2 separate regions of the Homo sapiens genome follow, and region 1 is linked to region 2. Evidence: read pairs that join two places in POLR2A ChIA-PET (ENCODE). Cell type or tissue: PC-9. All regions are shown on one strand. Each heading gives the region's core, and the rest is flanking DNA. Links, peaks and the distances in the headings are about the cores only.

Region 1 (7,742 bases), core at 22-5,021, 75 kb after region 2:
TAAAAAAGAATGAATTGTCAGATACCTTCAGTTAGGCAAGAAAGATCGAAGGAGCTGTTTTCCAGTGAAAATCTGAGTAGAACTTTAGATGGGCAATTACTAAAAGGAAGATATAATCTAATTTAATAGTAGAATTGTGTAGCAGCGAACAATAGTCATTTACTTTTAAAAATATTTCCTCAGAAAGATGCACATTACTTTTAACTTTGGTCATCTGCCAAGACAGGGAAATGGAAACTTTCCAATGTACCTTCCGACAAGCCACGGCCAGCCCTGTGTGCAGTGTGAGCCTGGGACGCTGAAAGTAGGGCAGCAAGAGTGACCTTGAGATACAGAAAAACAACTGGGAAAAAAGCTAACAAGAGGACACAGACTTTATATCATGCTTTCGTCATTTTAGAGAGACCTATAACTGGCTCTAAGCCCCTTATATGATCACACCTTGATTTATTTGTTGCCTAAATAAAGATCCAAAGTGTCTATCTAAAGACAACTTTCATAAATTACTCATTATAGGTAGGACACGCCTAGTCAGGGATAAAGCTCCTGGTGATTACAGAATTCTCTCATTAGCTTCTAGGAGAAAACTGTCTGTTGATGAAGACATTTACTAAAAGTGTTTGGTACGCTCTATCCATACCAGAGAAACACAGGAATAGATAATTTTGTACAATCATCTAAGAAGCTTCTCATTTCAACAGAAAAGACTACATCCATTGTTAAGAAGAAATATGATTGGTAAATTAAAAAATATTTCCACCTTTCTAAAATTAGCTTTTAAAAAAAAAGTCTAGTTTATGGAGATCGAATCAGTTTCTGCATTCTGAAAGAAGGAGAATGATGCCGCTGGAGATGGCTGAATGCTGTCTTCCAGATGACTTCCTGGCACTGGGGTCACCTGTGATTTAGGGTTGATTGGACTCACACTGAGCAGACTCTGCAAGATGGAGATAAGGTGGGGGCAAACCATTCCAGTGACCATTATAACAACCTAGGGCACTGCTTTTCATAACCAGAAAAAGAATTGGTAATCTGAAGGTTATATGGTGAACATATGAGAGTAGTGTCTAGTGGTGTTTGATCCAGGGCCTGGTGAGTTCTGGTAGATGTCTTCCGTCCTATAACATAGTGTTGTATTAACCAGACCAAGCATCTCTGATCTTCCTGGATGTTCTAGCTACTGGTTCCATGGCCAGGGCTGACCAGTCTCTTAACATTTGCACAGTATTTGATACAAATTAGGTACAGCATACTCGATTAGGTATTTACTTCCTAGGTCATGAGTATGTTTTAGACCTTTGTCTGCTCTTTTTTTTTAACCTAGGTCCTCTTGATTGGAGTTTCGGATGTTCCCAAACCCCTCAGTCATCCCCTAAGACTCTGGAATTTTGGGTTATTCTCTAAATGACTAATCTCATTCTTTGTGTGTGTGCTTTAGAAGTTTAACTGTGAGAAGGAAGGCATAATTCCTGGTCGCAGGAGGAAACTTAAAATTTCCACTAATAAAGGATCTATGTTGTTACATTGCTGTGTCTCCTACAGTCCCTAGAACTGTGACTTGCCTTTAATAAATGGCTATTGGTAGTAAGATTAATCATCCTAAACTTGGGAATCCACCACTGAAGCATAAATGTGCTTGAAGAAGACTTTGCCTTGTAATAAACTTGTGAAATGAAAGAGGGTCCATCTCTTTGCCAGCGATGTTCATTTTGCAGCATAGTTTGAGAGCAATCTTTTTCAAGTAAATTGAATATGAATGCCTGGCCCCATCATACATTAATGAATTAGGGGTTGTCTCCCATCCCCACCTTTTCTCTTTTGCTGTGTTATAAAATAGCTACCAAATTTGCTTATAATTTGCATAGGAGGCATTGGTATCAAACATTATGTTAGCATAACTCACTGAAAAGATTTTCGAAGGGAATATGTAGCACATGAAAATATATGTCATATTAAAAAAGAGAGATAAGCAGTGATGTGGTGAATCCTTGCTCCTCCTAATGGCGTGCTTTTCTTCCATGATTCTACCTACTGTAGGCACCTGCTCCCCTTTCACCCTTTATGCAGGGCTGGGGTCAGGAAGGGCTGGCTGGATGTCTGTGCTGATGATGTGCAGCAACTGCTGTGGTGCTCTTCATTGCTTCCCTAGCTCTAAAACCAAGTCTTCTTAGGAGTCAGAAGCAAGGAACAGCAGGAATGGTGGAGGCAGGATCTGGGAGCAGCTTCTCTAAGGCCAGCTATAGGCAAGGCACACCAGCTCCTGAGAGTTGGGGAGGGGAGCTGTAGGCAGCAGCAGCAGTGTCATTTCCTCAGGATGGGCCCCAGTTCCAGCCTTGGCTTTGCGTCTTGACCAGTGTGTCTGTGGGCAAGTCACCTGACATTTCTTGTCTTCAAGTCTCATTTGTGAAGTGAAGAGGGTGACGAACCACACAGATAACAAGAGGTTCTTTTTAGTGTTAAGAGTTATGTAACTAATAGCCATCCCTCTTTGATTCTTCTTGCACTACTTGCAGGGTAGCAGTGAGAAAACTAAGAAGAAATTTTGAGTTAGAAGTTGAGTGAATTCTTGTTCCTTTCATGGCTAAAATATGTGACCACCAGCCCACTGAATGAAATGGAGCGTGTTTGAATTTGCCTCACTGTGGTCACTCTGGAAGCAGGCTCAGCTTACCAGGGCCATTTCTCTGATGTACCTTTGGAATTCTTCCAAAATGTATAGGGAGAAGTAGAAAAACCAGAGGCATTCTGAGTGAGGAAATAAGCAGATGACTCAGCAAATCACCAATCTACTTCATCTCCTTGAATAGCAAATAGTTGAATTTCATGAAGAAACTTTAATTTTTTCTGATTATGAAAGTCATATACAATTGTTTTAACCAAGTGTGCACAGAATGATCACACTTATAGAAAATGTCTGTTTTGTTCATAAGTGAATTAAAAAGGTCAGGAAAGATATATTCCATATTATGAACATTTTTTTTAGAAAATGAAATGGGCATGATGATTAGAAAAATGTTGTAAGTGCTCATTGTAGGACAGTCAGATAATATATAAAGATGCAAAAAATAAAAAATAAAAATCACCCATAATCCTATGCCCTAATAACAATCACAGTTTGATTTTGGCATAATTTCCCTCAAGTCAGTTTTCCTCTGCTTAGAAAAAGGGGTTGGGAAAATAGATACTGTCTACTCAATTGTGTGTCTTTTATTTTTAAACTTATGTCTTAAGCACTTTACACTGGATTAGAATCCCCTTGTTAACATTTTTAATGTCATTATATGGCTATATCCTATTTTCTTACTGTAGGTGTAAATTTAGGTATCTCCTTTATTTTCATTATTAGAAATAACAGCTGCATTGAAGATTTAATGTAAATATCTCACTCTGAAATTAGCATTATGTCCTTGGAATAGATTCCTTGTCAAAGAATAGGAACATCTGTAAGACATCATAAATGCTATGAAATTGTATATGTCCAGAAACATTGTACTAATTTACATTCCCATTGGCAGTGTATGAAAGTGCTTGTTTTCATACAAACAAATCCTTGTCAGCATTAAGTATGCTTATATCTTAATTTTTCTTGCAAATTTGATACAACTGTATGTTTTTAATGTTCTAGTCTAGAATCAAGAAGTTCAGACTGTGAAAATCAAAATCCAAATCTCTTCTGATCCATTGAATCTTTTAGTATTGAGACATTTGTATTACATATATATATATATGATAGCATTGACTCTGGCAGCAACTCTGCTAGAGATTATATATGTAAATCTCAAGTCTTGAAACAGTGTTGTATTTTGGTATTGGTATTCACAGCCCTACTTGCCACATGATGGTAGAGCAGAGATTTGCACTTTAACTCAAAGGCGAGTGTGAGAGTGCTTAAAACACCTGGTTAGTGCACCTAGAAAAATTAGATTGATTTCAGAATGGCACAATCATAACTGTGGCTCTATTTAAAGTCAAATTGCATTCTCTCATGTATCCTATTTTACATTCTTGTCATTATCTGAAAACTTATAAAGGTTAAGTACCCTTAATCTAAAAACCCAAAATCCAAAATGCCCTAAAATCCACGATTTTTTGAGTGCTGATGTGGTGCTCAAAGAAAATGCTTATTGGAGCATTTTGGATTTTGGATTTTTGGATTAGAGTTGCTAAACTATTAAGGAGATTAGAGATCCTAAACTATTAAGAATGTGTGTGTATATATATATGTGTATATATATATATATACACATATATATACTATTAAACATTCTTAATAATATATGTATATACATATCTCTCTCTTTCTCTCAAATATTCCAAAATCTAAAAAAAATGGAAATGTTGAAACATTTCTGGTCCCAAGCATTTCAGATAAGGGCTACTCAACCTGTGCCAGGCATGAAGGTTTGCTTTTTAGATCATGTTAATGCCTCTCAGTGTGACAGCCTTTGGGCTCTATGGTTTTGAATTGTAGCTAAATTATTAACAGACAGCTAAATTTTAATGTCACTCTGAAAAATGAATGTCTAATTTTGGGGGCTGTAAATGGGAATAGCAATTGGAAGTGTGAAAGTACTTCTCACCTTGTCATTGATGTGTAATTTAAATGTTTTACACCAAACCAAAAAAAAAATTGGGAAGGAAAATATTTTTATATTTTAAATTTATGTCAAACTTAAGACAGACCCTCAAAGTAAGGATCAGTAATCAGTCTCAAATCTTAATTATAAACTTTTTTTAAGTTACAGTGAAGTCTTAAGATAAACTTACAATTTTTTTCTATACACTTAAAATATTTATGATGCAAAATACACACTTCAAAAGATTCATAGTTGTGAAATAATTCACATTGGAATGTAACTTTGATATTATCAATACAAATTTATGGGAAGTAATTGGAATAATAATTTAAAAATTAGATGATTATCTATCTAAATGTAATGTTTTGGCTGGGCATGGTGACTCATGGCTGTAATCCCAGCACTTTTGGAGGCCAAGTTGGGTGGATCACCTGAGGTCGGGAGTTCCAGACCAGCCTGGCCAACATGGTGAAACCCCATCCCTATTAAAAATACAAAAATCAGCCAGGCAAGGTGGCAGACGCCTATAATCCCAGCTACTCGGAAGGCTGAGGCACAAGAATCACTTGAACCCAGGAAGCAGAGGAAGCTGTGAGCTAAGATCATACCACTTTACTCTAGCCGGAAGACAGAGTGAGACTCTGTCTCAAAGAAAAATAAAAATAAAAAATAAAAAAATAAATTTAAAAAATGTAATTTATTTTATAATTATATTTTGTAATTATTTCACGCAATAATAATAAATTTGAAGTGACATGTAATAAGTCTTTGGCTTCTTTACTCCAGTTTTGAGCGTGAATATTAACCTCATGAGCGGTTTAAGGAAAACTAAATGAGAATGGAATCTATGGAACAATTTAGACCAGAACTGATATACTGAGGCACCTTGATGAGGTGGTAGTGCCATGGGTCAGAAAGGCCTGGTTAAGATCTTTGCTTGGATGCATACTTACTATGTAGGTTTGGCTATGTTACTTTACATTTCTGGTTCTTTTGGTTTTTTGCCTATAAAATAGGGATACTAATTCCGACTTTGTGATGTGGTCACGGGGGTTGAGATAGTGCATACAAAGGACTAGCAGAGGCTTCACCTGCAGACTCCACTCCTCTTCACCTGCAGTGGCAGCTAGTACTGGTGGATCGCTGTACTTTTTCCTGCTGAACCCACGTTCGCAGTCAATCTTTCCTTTAAAGTGTCCCAGGCCTTCCCCCAAAACTGGCTGGAATTAGCCTAGGATAGAAAATGGGATACCATCCCCTGTAATAGGTGATCCTCAAATATATATATTTTCTCTACCACTCCCAATTTGTTGTTTTGGCGTGTAAAAAAAAATTACTATAGCAGTTCTAAAGTCAGTCTTGGTAAATATTTAGAGAGGTACGGATGTCCTTTTGATATGAGTCTGTCACATGAAGAGTTCTTTAGAAAATTACATTCCCTTCTGGTTTACTTAGCTAGTACATATTTTGGATCTCTCTTGAGCTAGGTAGGTATCCTTTTTTAGGAATGAAACCAAAAACAGTTCTAAAAATTTCACTTTTGAAACCTGGAAAATAGTATGAAGAAAGTGTGACAAATGTATTTTATTTTAGTAAACAGTCAAAGATTCTTGATAATCTATGTAAAGTGACTAGAAAACTTGGGCTTTTCATTTTTGTTTCACTCTTGTAGTTCTTTTCCTTAGAAAAAAATTCTTAAAATTGTAACATCAAATGAATACTACAAAGAAAAGATAGTTTGGCCTTGACAGTTTCAAGGAACATGATTATCTTTTAACTAGAAAATGCTATCTTCCATTTCCTTAAGTAATTTCTTTACCTGTATCCTATTGCCAGTTAGTACGTAAACCATAAACCGCATTATGTTCCTTCAGCATATTTTTATATACAGTGTTGAAAGATCTAACCATACTAAGGTATTGTATTACAGTTTCACAACAGAACAATTTATAACATCAAAACAGTAGTTTAAAGAGGTGAAAAACTGAAGTTGATGTTTTCTTAACAGGAAGCGTAATGGTTTTCCAAACTAAATTCCAACCTTGAAATAGGCTTAAAAATGCTTTAAGGTACAGTTGGCTGGGTGCAGTGGCTCACGCCTGTAATGCCGGCACTTTGAGAGGCTGAGGTGGGAGCATCACGTGAAGCCAGGAGTTCAAGACCAGCCTGGCCAACACAGCAAAACCCTGTCCCTAGTAAAAATACCAAAAAAGTTAGCCAGGCATGGTAGCGCATGCCTCTAATCTCAGCTACTCGGGAGGCTGAGGCACGAGAATCATTTGAACCTGGGAGGCGGAGGTTGTGGTGAGTGAGACTGTGCTACCGTACTCCAGCCTGGACGACAAAGCAAGACTCTATCTCAAAAAAAAAAAAAAGTACAGTTGTTCCTTAATGTCCATAGGAGATTGGTTCCAAGGACCTCCTGCAGATACCCAGATCCGCTACGCTCAAGTTCGTGATATTAAATGGCTTAGTATTTGCATGTAACCTATGAGTATCCTCCTGCATACTGAAAATCATCTCTAGATTACTTACAATACCTAATACAATGTAAATGTTATATAAATAGTTGTTATACTGTATTGTTTAGGGAATAATGACAATTTTTTAAAAACTTTGTATATGTTCAATACAGTTGCAGGGTTTTTTTTTTTTTCTGAATATTTTCCACTCTCTGTTGGTTCGATCTGTGGATGTGGAACCCATGGATTCGGAGAGCTAACTGTACTGAGTGTTTTGTTGCTGGGTTTTGCAACTCTGTTATAACCACATTATCAACAATTTCTGTTAAAATTTCAAGGTTACTTATCAAATTCTACCCCCATCAACTATCTACTTGGTATTTTTTGGTAGATCTTAAATCCCTGTGCTTAACCCAAGTGATAGATCATCCAGTTTATTTAAGTCATGCTTCTAATTTTTAAAAATATAGTGCCCTATTTATCTTTAACATTTTAAAACCTTACAATTACAAGTCAAATGGCATGACCTGTTTGTATTCTTTATTAACTGCTGTATACAAATACAGCCAGCTTGCTTTAATTATGGAAACTGGTCCTTCCCGGTGGAGGGACACTGTCCCAGTGAGGCGAGGAGGGGAGTGTGCCTGCCAGGAGGTGAGTGTTGACTGGGTGGGAGGGCTTCCCAAGTTACTTCCCTGCTCCT
Region 2 (11,520 bases), core at 2,659-7,658:
TATATCCATAATAGCTGCTGTACAGCAATAAAAATGAATGAATTATAATTATATGCAACATAATGAATAAATTTCAGGGATGTAATAATTTTGAATGAGAAAAAGCAAGGTACAGAAAAAAGGCACAAGATTTTATTTATATGAAGCTCAAAAACATTTAAAACTAAACAATATGTTAGAAGTACACACATATGTTGTAAAACTACAAAGAAAACCTTGAAAAACCATTTCTTTCATTAGTAACTTGCTCACATTTTGAGATGAATGTTTGATACCTGCATTCTGCAACACTTGAAAAAGTTAACTATATATAATATTAAATATTCCCCTGATTAAAAAATAGGTCTTATTTTCGCCTTAGAAAATTTTTTGTTATAAATATATTTTAAATTGACATCTTTCTCTTTTTTGGATCTTAACAATCTGTAGTCATCACTGTCTAGCTGAGTATCTCCTGATAGAATCTTCCATGTTGGAAATAGGCAAACTATAATTGAAGCATTTCAAGAAAAGCAAAGTCCAGACCAGGTGGTTCACACCTGTAAATTCCAGAACTTTGGGAGGCCAAGGCAGGAGGATTGCTTGAGCCCAGGATTCTGAGACCAGCCTGGGTAACACAGCGAGACCCCATCTCTTCAAAACATAAAAAAGTAGCCTGGTATAGCGTCACACACCTGTAGTCCTAGCTACTCTGGAGGCTGAGGTGGGAGGAACACTTGAGCCCAGGAGGTCAAGGCTGCAGTGACCCATGCTCACACCACTACACTCCAGCCTGGGAAAGAGAGCAAGACCTAGTCTCAAAAAAAAGGCAAATAAATAAGTATTACATACATTTTAAGTATATATATGTAAGTACATATAAGCTTCATATATTGTTATGATCTTTAGTTAGAAGTCTTAGATTTATCTACTTAGATGGTAACCTCTGCAGAGCATGACTTAAAAGTACAGATTTTGTATTTTAATCCCTTCAGCTATGGTCATAGAGTATATTACTTAATTACCTAGCTACTTAAGCAAATTTCCTTGGTCAAACCAACAATGTTGAAACATAAGGAAAAAGAAAACTGGTCATTTTATGTAAATCTACATAACTATAAAAAAGAAAAGTATCATGTTCATTCAACAGTGCTAAAAATAAAAATGCTAAAGGATGCATCCCACCCTTTCTTTTAAACCCAACATTGCCAGCAAGTTGATGATGATACCTCTTCAGGAGGGAGCCCAGACATGACATAATTCACTATGTGTGAATTTATTTAAATTTTCCATGAAACCAAATTTATTTTCAGCCAATATGAACCAATCATCTTAGAGATTTCTCAATTACTTTGTACAAAAATAATTCTTACATGTGAAGGATTGAAGAATATGCCACTTCAAAATATGCCACTTTGACATAAGAATTATTTTGAACTGAAGTCAATTAAAAAGAAACAGACACAAGAACAGCTCTCTGCCCTCCCCTTTCTACCAGGGAGGGCAGGATAATTCTTATTTGTCCAAGACAACTCTAGATTTAGTCCAGCGATGGCACCAGAGGAAGCTACATAACACACCAATCCAACAAAATCATAATATAATAAAATCACTAATTATTGAAAGCTACTAATCTAAGTATTTAATATATGGAATAGGCATCATTTAAAAAAATTTAAGTGATGTGTTTCCAGATGTTAAAAAATATACAGTACATACAGTATGAAGTCTTTATACCACATCTACTGTATACATGCATGTGACAAAGGCTACTATATTTCAATATGAATTTCTGTATCTCATAGTGCTATTATAAATACTATTTTGTAGGTAAGAGTTTATGGTTATGAATAATAATAAAAGTAAGGCACATATTATCAACTCCTGAATAATGTCCTGCAGCTTTACCATGTCAAGTCAATATTTGTATTTCTAGAGCAGTAGTTCTCAAACTTTTTAGTCTTAAAAACACGTTTGGCCAGGCTCAGTGGCTCACGCCTGTAATCCCAGCACTTTGGGAGGCTGAGGCAGGCAGATCACTTGAGGTCGGGAGTTTGAGACCAGCCTGGCCAACATGGTGAACCCCTATCTCTACTACAAATACAAAAGTTAGCTGGGCGTGGTGGCACGCACCTGCACTCCCAGCTACTTGGGAGGTTGAGGCAGGAGAATCGCTTGGACCCAGGAGGTGGAGGTTGCAGTGAGCTGAGATTGCGCCACTGCACTCCAGCCTGGGCGATAGAGTGAGACCCTGACTCAAAAACAAACAAACAAACAAACACATTTACACTCTTATATATTGTTGAGAACTCCCTAATAGCTTCTGTTTATGTGAGTTATATCTATTTATAATTATCTTATTAGAAACAAACACTGAGAAATATATGAAATATTTGTTAAATCATATGATATGCAGCTTCTTAGATAGCCCAGTGATCCCTGCCTCCTGGTCTTCATGCCCTGGTGTAATCCACTTCCCTTGAGTGTGGCCTGGACTTATTAATTCCCTTGAATACAGCAGAAATGATGGAATGTTACTTCAGATATTAGGTTACAAAAAGGCTGTGGCTTCTGTCTTGCTCGCTCTTTCTCTCTCTGAATCCCCATCTCTCTCTAAGGAAAACCAGCTACCATGTTGAGAGCTGTCCTATGGAAAGATCCATGTGGCAAGGAACCAATGTCTCTGGCCAACAGCAATGAAGACCTGGGTCCTGTCAATAGCCATATAGTGAGCTTAAAAACAGATCCTCACCCAGTGAAGCCTTAAGATGACTGTCACCCCACTGACACTTAATTATAGCTTTGTGAGAGACCCTGAGCCAGAGATACCCAACTAAGCTGCACCTGGACTCCTGACCCACAGAAACAATAAGATAATAAATATCAACTGTTTTAAGCTGCTAAATCTTGTGGTAATTTTTACATAGTAAAATAAAACTAATACAATTCATTTAAAACTAACAATAACATTTTCTATGAAAAATAACTATTTTCTAAAATAAAAAATGTAGTAAGCTGAGTGGTACTGTTTGCATTTTTGCAAATCTCTTCAATGTCTAGTACCATAGAAAACATTTGTTTTCTATATCTGCTTCTGAATTTAAGCTGTTGAAGTACATTGTTTTGGGTGAAATACATAAAGAAAATCCTGCTTCACACAGATATGTAATTGTAAAAGAAAGGAGTATTGTAATAGTTTTTCCAGATAACAGTGGGCATTACTCTTTGATCCTACAGCAGCACTCAACAAATGATGCCTTGGCACGGTGGCTCATGCCTCTAATCCCAGCACTTTGGGAGCTCGAGGCAAGAGGACTGCTTGGGGTCAGGAGTTCGAGACCACCCTGAGCAACATAGCAAGACCCAGTCTTTACAACAAATTAAAAGAATTAATCTGGTGTGCAGGTGGCTGAGATGGGAGCAGCACTGAGTCTAGGAGTCCAAAGTTGCAGTGAACTAAGAGCTAGGATTGCACCACTGCACTCCAAGCCAGGGGACAGAGCAAGACCCTGTCTCCAAGTGAAACAAAACAAAACAAAACGGTAATTTCTTAAAGATTAGGTGCAACCTAAATACCATATCAGTGAACTTTTTATGTTCTGTTACATTAAAATTTATAAATCTATCCTCCACTTTGGCTCATTTACTAATGCATAATTTTATAACATCATGCATTGATTATTTGAATAATATTGGTTCTCTCAATATCTTTGCATAGCAAATTACCCCAACTCAGCAACTTAAAACAATAAACTTTTGTTATCTCACAGTTTCTTTGGGTAAGGAATTTAAGAGTGGCTTAGCTAGGTGGTTCTGGCTTGAAATCATTCAAGAGGTTGCAGTCAAACTGTTGGCTGGGCTATGGTCTTCTTAGGACTCAACTGAGAGATGGTCCAATTCCAAGCTCACTCGTGTGCCTTTTGGCTGCTTCAGAAGATCTACTCCCAAGTTCACTCCCGTGGTTGCTGGGAACCCTCAGTTCCTTACCATGTGGCCTCTCCATAGACTGCTTCAGTATGTCCTCAGCTGGCTTCCCTCTCTCAGGGCCACCTCACAACCTGGCGGATTGTCCCATGGTGAGCAGTTCAAAAGAAACAGGGGTGGCAAGGAGAGACACACAGAGAGAGAGAGACAGAGAGAGAACAAGATAGTCTGCTCAAGATGGGAGCCACAGTCATTTTATAACTAATCTCAGTATGATAGCTCATCACTAGAGACAATCAACTCCACAATCAAGGGGAGGGAAGGTAACCTCCGTCTCTTGTAGGGCGCTGTATTGAAGAATGTGTAGCCACAGCTACAAAACCACCACAAATTGTCAAGCTCATCATTGTGGATGCAAGTTTTCCCGAGTTCTAATTTTTGCTTTAAAGCTCACATTTATCATTGGCAATAAACACTGTCAATTGTTTTCCTTGAAATGACAGACTCGCTTCTTTTACATTCGAGAAAATACCTGCCAAATACCCAGCTCCCTATAACCATAGTTGGGTGTTTTTGTCAGTCATTCTTTCAAGTGAAAATGACATTCCATGAAATGACATTCCATGAAAATGACATTCCATGAAAAAAAAAAAAGCAGCTCACAGCTCAATTACACAAGTACATTTCCTTGAGGCAATCATGTGTTTCAGTAAGCAGCAGAAGTGCCTATGCCTACTACTTCATATTTAATTACATGGAATGTTAAAAATGATGTGTACCCTGGGGTCAATATTTAACATATGTACTCAAGCTTCTTAAGTAAAACTGATTTCTTCTTTTTTCTTTTGGTACATAATAGAGTGCTTGGGACTTTCATTTGGGAAAATCACTGTGGGAAGGAATAAATAAGGCATTGCTTCATGGAAAAAGGTGTGCACTGCGATCAGATGGGAATTACATTGAGATTGGCAGAGAGGAGGAAACGTGGGAGAGGAAAATAAGCAGACAGTGGGGCTGGAATGAAATGAGCATGTTATGGTCTAGACTAAAGAGAGGGAAGGCTAAGTTCACAGCAAGCTGTGGACTTGATGCAAGCATCTGTGAAGGGAGCCAGTCTGAAATTCTCACAGCAGGCTCCATCTGAAGGGGCAGTGTCAGGCAGACTCCTAGACGCTCAGGGACTAGATTGTTATCTGGCCAGAAATGCAGTAGAAGGTTCCCGGAAGGCTTCCAAGAGACAAATAACCTCGGGTTATTTGCCACTCCTAAGGGCACCAATGTCAGTCATAACCATGCAGTTAAGTAAGAGCTTTTCCTATCTTACCTTTTCTCCTTCCCTCTTGCAGCTTTGAAGAGGCCAAAAGCAGAAACCGATGAGGGAGGAGAGCTGAGGAGAGGAAAAGCAGCTGACCAAAGTTCCCTCACTCTTCCACTGTAGACTTCCAAGCCTGGAGCAAAACTCAACGGGGAATGGGAAGAAGTTTTAAATGAAATGAGATTAACATTTGGTTTATTACATCGAACTGGACTCAATTACAAAAATAAAAAGACTACTACTTATTACCTGAGAGCAACAACAAAATTATCATTATTTATTTATTTATTACAGCAAACTCAACTCAATTACTAAAAAAAAGACTATTCATTTACTACCTGAATGCAACAACATAACTATAAAATCTCCCTGAGATTTGAAAGGGGTGGGAGTGGAGCACTATGAGCTGGAACAAATGGAAGGCGCAGGCTTGAAGGTCAGTGGGAGCTTTCAGCATGCACCCTGCTCAGTTCAACTCATTTAATAAAGTGCTTTCAATGCTGCGATTCATTGAGCTTCTATTTTTGCCAGGTTGAGGTTCTGCTGGGTATATTTTAATGAAGGAACAAAATGTATTTATATTTAGGAGAATGGTGTTTCATAATGATTGTAACCAGGCTAACCTGAGTTCATATCCTGGCTCTGCTACTTAAATAATGTGGCACATTTGTAAATCTCTTGGACCGTCGGTTTTCTCATCTATAAAATGGGGATAAATCATGCCTACTTTACAGGGCTATCATAAAGAGTAAATGAGATAATATATGTACAGTAAGTATCACAGTGCCTGGTATACAATCAGCACTCCATAGGTAGCATCAAGAATTATGATCATGCTCTTAGTGTGGTGACCTGGCCAATGGGAAACATTTACCAGGAACTAGTGCACAAAATAGACTGAAGAGGAATCAAGACTAAGAACAGGGAGAAAAATGAGAAACATTTAGCAATATCAACAAAAAATGCTAACACAGTAGCCATAGAAATGAAATAGAAGGGACAAATATAAAGGATATTTGAGAGGAAAATGGACATAAGAGATAACTGCTTAGACATATATGGTAAATAAAAGTGAAGGAAGAGTCCAAGGCAGCTTACATTTTAAAGGCTTAGTTGGATTGGAAAATAGTAGAAATGGGAGAAATACGGAAATTGCCAGAGTGAGCAAGTTTGGTGGGTGAGCATAGTGGGAAGAAATACTGGTTTTGTTTTGCTATATTTTGAATTTAGAAGACTCTGAGAGTTTCAAGTACAAATATCTTATAGTTATTTGAAAAGTTATTCATTCATTCATCTAATATTTCTTGAAAGCCTACTTTGTGTCAGACACCATGCAAAGATCTAGCAAGAGCAATCTAGTAACGAGTTGGAGTTTGAATGGGACATCTGGGCCAGACAGAAAGATCTGGGGACTCCAACATAGAGCTAGCCCCTGAAACCATGGATATTAATTAGTTTTCTATGAAGAGCGTCAAGAAGAAAAAACTTATGAAAATATTAACAGGGAGTCATGAGGAATGATCAAAGGGGTGAAAGCTAAAGCAGTGTCTCATGTTGTAATTATTTTTATATTAAATTCTAACCACCTATAGTTTATAATATTTAATCATGTCAATAAAGCAATTTCATAGTAGCTATCTATATTTTAAAATTTTTATTTTAGATAGTAGTGGGTGCCCATTTGCCCTTCATGCAGTTTCCCCCAATAACTACATTTAAAAAAAATTTTTTTTTTTGTTTAGATGGAGTCTCACTCCATCACCCAGACTGGAGTGCAGTGATGCAATCTCAGCTCATTGCAACCTCCACCTCCCAGGTTCAAGCGATTCTCCTGCCTCAGCCTCCAGAGTAGCTGGGATTACAGGCACGCGCCACCATGGCTGGCTAATTTTTATATTTTTCATAGAGACAGGGTTTCACCACGTCGGTCAGGCTGGTCTTGATCTCCTGACCTCGTGATATGCCCGCCTCAGCCTCCCAAAGCGCTGGGATTACAGACTTGAGCCACCGCGCCTGGCCAAAAATTTTTTTTAGAGATGGGATTTTGCCATGTTGGCCAGGCTGGTCTCAAACTCCTGGCCTCAGCGATCTGCCCACCTCGGCCTCCCAAAGTGCTGGGATTACAGGCATGAGGCACTGTGCCCGGCCCCAATAACTACATCTTATATAACTATAGTACAATATCAAAACCAGGAACTTGACATTGCTATAAACCACTGACTTGATTCGGATTTCACCAGTTTTACATGTACTAGTGTGTGGTATGAGTGTAGTTCTAAGCCATGTTATCACATATATGGATTCATATAATTTTCATCTTTATTTCTTAAAATATTTTCCTTTTTATCACTTCAGTTACTTAGATGAGGTGAAGAATCCACACCACAAGAATTTGAAAAAACAAATTTTGTAGTTTACTGATACTCCCTAATGTTCAAACATTATAGCAAAGGCCACAAAGATTTTTAAAATAGTTAATTAACAAGTAACACATATGTATTTTACAGTACTTTATCTGTAAAATGTGAGTTATCATTTCTGAAGTCCCTTATAACTCTGAAATTCTACAATTCTAGAATTCTAATTCCTAGGTCACTTAACCTCTTGATATAAAGCAGAAAATTGTGGCAACTGCAATAATTCTTTGGAAGCAGGCTCAGTCTCTTACCTTATCAGGACAGTGCCCAGTGGGACACAATTAATCACTGTCTTATTGTAGTAAAAACACTGCTAGCTTGGGAGATTTAACCAGGTTCCCACAGGAATCTGCTTCTCCAAGAGGACTTTGTAAACCTTTGGTAAGGAGAAAATAAACTAATCCATAGTTGCTCTAACAAAAAATCTACCATTTTTTGTAATAAAAATATTTTTTATCATATTGTTTTAATAATATTTTAACTAAAACATCTATACTGGTAGCATACAGTATATTAGTATTGAGCTTCATTCCCACTCACTTAAATCCAAATCTGTAGTATTCTGATCTTGGCTAGACAAAGAGAAAGCATCCTCAGTTTAGGAAGAAAATAATATTAAGCTAGTTGTCAAGAAAATCATTTATATACTAGATCCCCCCAACAGGTCTATAATTTATTTCATGAAAATAGTGAAAGCTTTTGTGCTTAGACAAAATGTTAGAAAATCCCTATAAGTAAGATCAGTGTCAGAACAAATATTTGCATGCTGAGAAAACACCACTTTGTGAAAGTTGCCATGAGATGTAGACTTTGTACAACAGTTACATTTGAGAGCTTGACAGACTTCATATGTTTTACAGATTGATGGCAATACACAGCAATCATAAAGCTACATTTCTAATTCAGTAATGTTCTAGAAAAAAACAGTAACAACAATAGCGGATTACATAATTTGATGATATTCTTTTACTGAACAAAAGTTAATGGAGTATATTTAAATCCTTAAAGGATTGTTCAGTAGCCTTTTCCATTTTAAACTGTACTAGTACTTCCATTTCATGATACCAAAATTCTCTCAAGAGGAAACTTAAGAGCACATAGTACTTGCTTTCAGTCAACAGAGTCAGTAGGGGAAGAAACCAAAAAGCCTTCTCACTAAGAGGAGTAAAACATGACACCATAAAGCCCAGGTGTTAAAAAAAAATTATGGCAAAACCAAAACACACACACACACACACACAATTTTTCATGTTATCTTCAAATTTTTGGTAGAGAACCACAGCACATCCTGGGGCTCAAAAAGTAGTTTGTCCTCATATTTAAAAATACGTATCTGATTTGGAAATATCCATCAAGGGATAGAATTCACATAGAGACCATTTGCAGAGCACTTCCAGGCACAACTCTGGGAGAGAGGCCTGAGTGTCCCCAGTTTACAGAAGCTCAGAGGCATCAAGCGACTTTACTCTACCACTCAGCTGCCCAGGGGCAGAAATAAAATAAGAACCAATTTGTCTAACTCAAAAATTTGCTGCTCTTAGATATATTCTACATTACCATCTAAGAGTCATTCCTGTATCTTTATTTAAATAGTCAGAGGCCAGGCACAGTGGCTCACACCTGTAATCCCAGCACTTTCAGAGGCCAATGCAGGACCACCACTAGAGACCAGAAGTTCCAGACAAGCCTGGGCAACATAGCAATACCCCATCCCTACAAAAAAAAAGTTTTATAAATCAACTGGGCATGGTGGCACACACCTATAGTCCTAGTTACTCTGGAAGTTTAGGAAGGAGGTTTGCTTGAGCCCATGAGTTTGAAGCTGCACTGAGCAATGATTGCACCACTACATTGCAGCCTGGGTGATAGAGCAAGACTCTGCTTCAAAAAAACAAAAATAAAAAAGAAAGAGAGCAAAAACTCTACTGCGGAACATGCAGCACTTCACTCCTATAGTTTGCATTGACTTCATTTATTTCTTTAAAATTTCCTATAAAGTACCATTTGCATTAAATCTGAAGTATTTTTCATTTGACTAAGTCTAACTATATGTTTGAGTATTATTTTCTGTTCTTTTGGTAAAGGAAAGTTTAAGTATAAGCAGGGGAAAACAGTATTTGGAACATATTTAGCAAAGGGCTAAAATCCTCACTTCATATGGAATTTATAAATGAGTACAAAAACATTTGAAATTAGGGAAAATGGCAAAGAACTTATACAGATGATCACAAAGTATTTCTCTGTTTCTTTAACAGATACTTTCTGAATGTCTACCATGCTGTGCTATGTATTAGGGATAGAATGAAAAAGTATTTATTGACTCCATGCTACATTGTTTAAAAAATGGTTTATTTAGGGCCAGGCACAGTGGTTTATGCCTGTAATCCCAGCACTTTTGGAGGCCGAGACAGGTGGATCCCTTGAGGTCATGAGTTCGAGACCAGCCTGGCCAAAATGGTGAAACCTTGTCTACACTAAAAATACAGAAATTAGCTGGGCCTGGTGCCACACGCCAGTAGTCGCAGCTACTTGGGAGGCTGAGGCAGGAAAATTGCTTTAACCTGGGAGGTGGAGGCTGCAGTGGGCCGAGATTGCACCACTGCATTCCAGCCTGGGCAATCAGAGTGAGAGCCCATCTCAAAAAAAAGTAAAAAAAAAAAATTCATTTTTCAAAAATATCTGGAAGGATATATATCATATATTCATAAAAATATATGGAAATGTACATATCAAGTGATTATCAATGGGTGGTTGGATTATTTATTTGAAACAAAATAGTAAACATGTATTTCTTTTGTAATAAAATAGTTTCATAAAAATTAAAAACCTATAGGCATTAAATCATCAATTATTCACATATTGTTCAGAGTTTTGGGTAATTAAAATATATTTCTTTTTTCTTACACATGGAAGATAGACTCCAATAGAAATGGACTTTTTCATTTTATACCACAATCATCCCCTTCCTGTATTCTACATTCAAGACCCAACAGACACACAAACACTGACAAACGTGCATGCAGATACACAAATAGAAGACTGTCTCCCTCACAGTGCATATACACACATACACACACACACACACAAACACACAGTCTCACTTTGATGTAAGTGAAAAAAGAGTCTGGCAGAGATCTGATGGTTTTGACCTTGGAAATAGTTTTCATTATTCTCTACATTTCTCTAGATTTTTCTTTCATTTGCAACCCCTGAATGCAATATTTTTCATGTTTGTGTATTACAAAATGTATAAATTCTTTCATTGGAAAAATAGCTCTCTGTCTGACCCCTCTGTTTGTTTTTGTTCCTAAATAATCTATTCTATTAGCTCTGGGTATTAGACAGTCTAAGGACACGTGGCAGACACATGACTGTAGCAGCTGCTAGTCTAAGGAGATGGCAAATCTTTCTGTGGAATCAAAACAGATTAATATGAAATAGTTGATAGGAGGTAGTAATTTTTTCCACTTAACTTTTATAATTATTTTATTTAGACTCATGTATAGAATGTTACATGTCAATCTATAAAAATAGTTTTAAATAAAATATAGGTCTCCTTTAAATGATTAATAAAATAAAGTATCAATTAAAGAGTTAAAACCAGCCCCATAATATGTTCCTTATAAATATATTGCCTTAAAAATAAATAAATAAATAAATATATTGCCTTAGTCCATTTGTGCTGCTATAACATAGTACCTGAGACTGGGTAATTTATAAAGAACAGAAATTTATTTCTCACCGTTTTAGAGGCTGGGAAGTCCAAGATTGAGGCACTGACATTTTTTGAGGATCAGTCTCCTTTTCCAAGATGGTGCCTTATTGCTGCATCCTCTGGAAGGGAAGAATGCTGCATCCTCATATAGTGGATGAGACAGAGGGTCA

Evidence for each region. ChIA-PET counts read pairs that join two places held together with the same protein. Peaks named below come from ENCODE experiments on the same cell type or tissue, not always from the same donor. Only the 100,000 strongest peaks of a DNase experiment are listed, where the experiment ranks them.
Region 1: POLR2A ChIA-PET joins it to region 2 with 8 read pairs; 1 of 35 experiments calls an interaction of 5 or more read pairs at or near these places.

What each region holds. Positions count from the first base shown.
Region 1 is chr5:95,771,181-95,778,922 of GRCh38, forward strand. All of the region lies in intron 8 of RHOBTB3 (Rho related BTB domain containing 3), which reads left to right. It also overlaps the pseudogene HSPD1P11. Among named protein-coding and RNA genes, the nearest start is that of RHOBTB3, 44 kb to the left of the region's middle. In PC-9, for the core only: no CTCF peak of the experiment used is centred there; a DNase peak (open chromatin) is centred at 2,711; H3K27ac peaks cover 1,898 bases.
Region 2 is chr5:95,693,361-95,704,880 of GRCh38, forward strand. It overlaps a transcript of SPATA9 not described here. Among named protein-coding and RNA genes, the nearest start is that of SPATA9, 16 kb to the left of the region's middle. In PC-9, for the core only: no CTCF peak of the experiment used is centred there; a DNase peak (open chromatin) is centred at 5,111.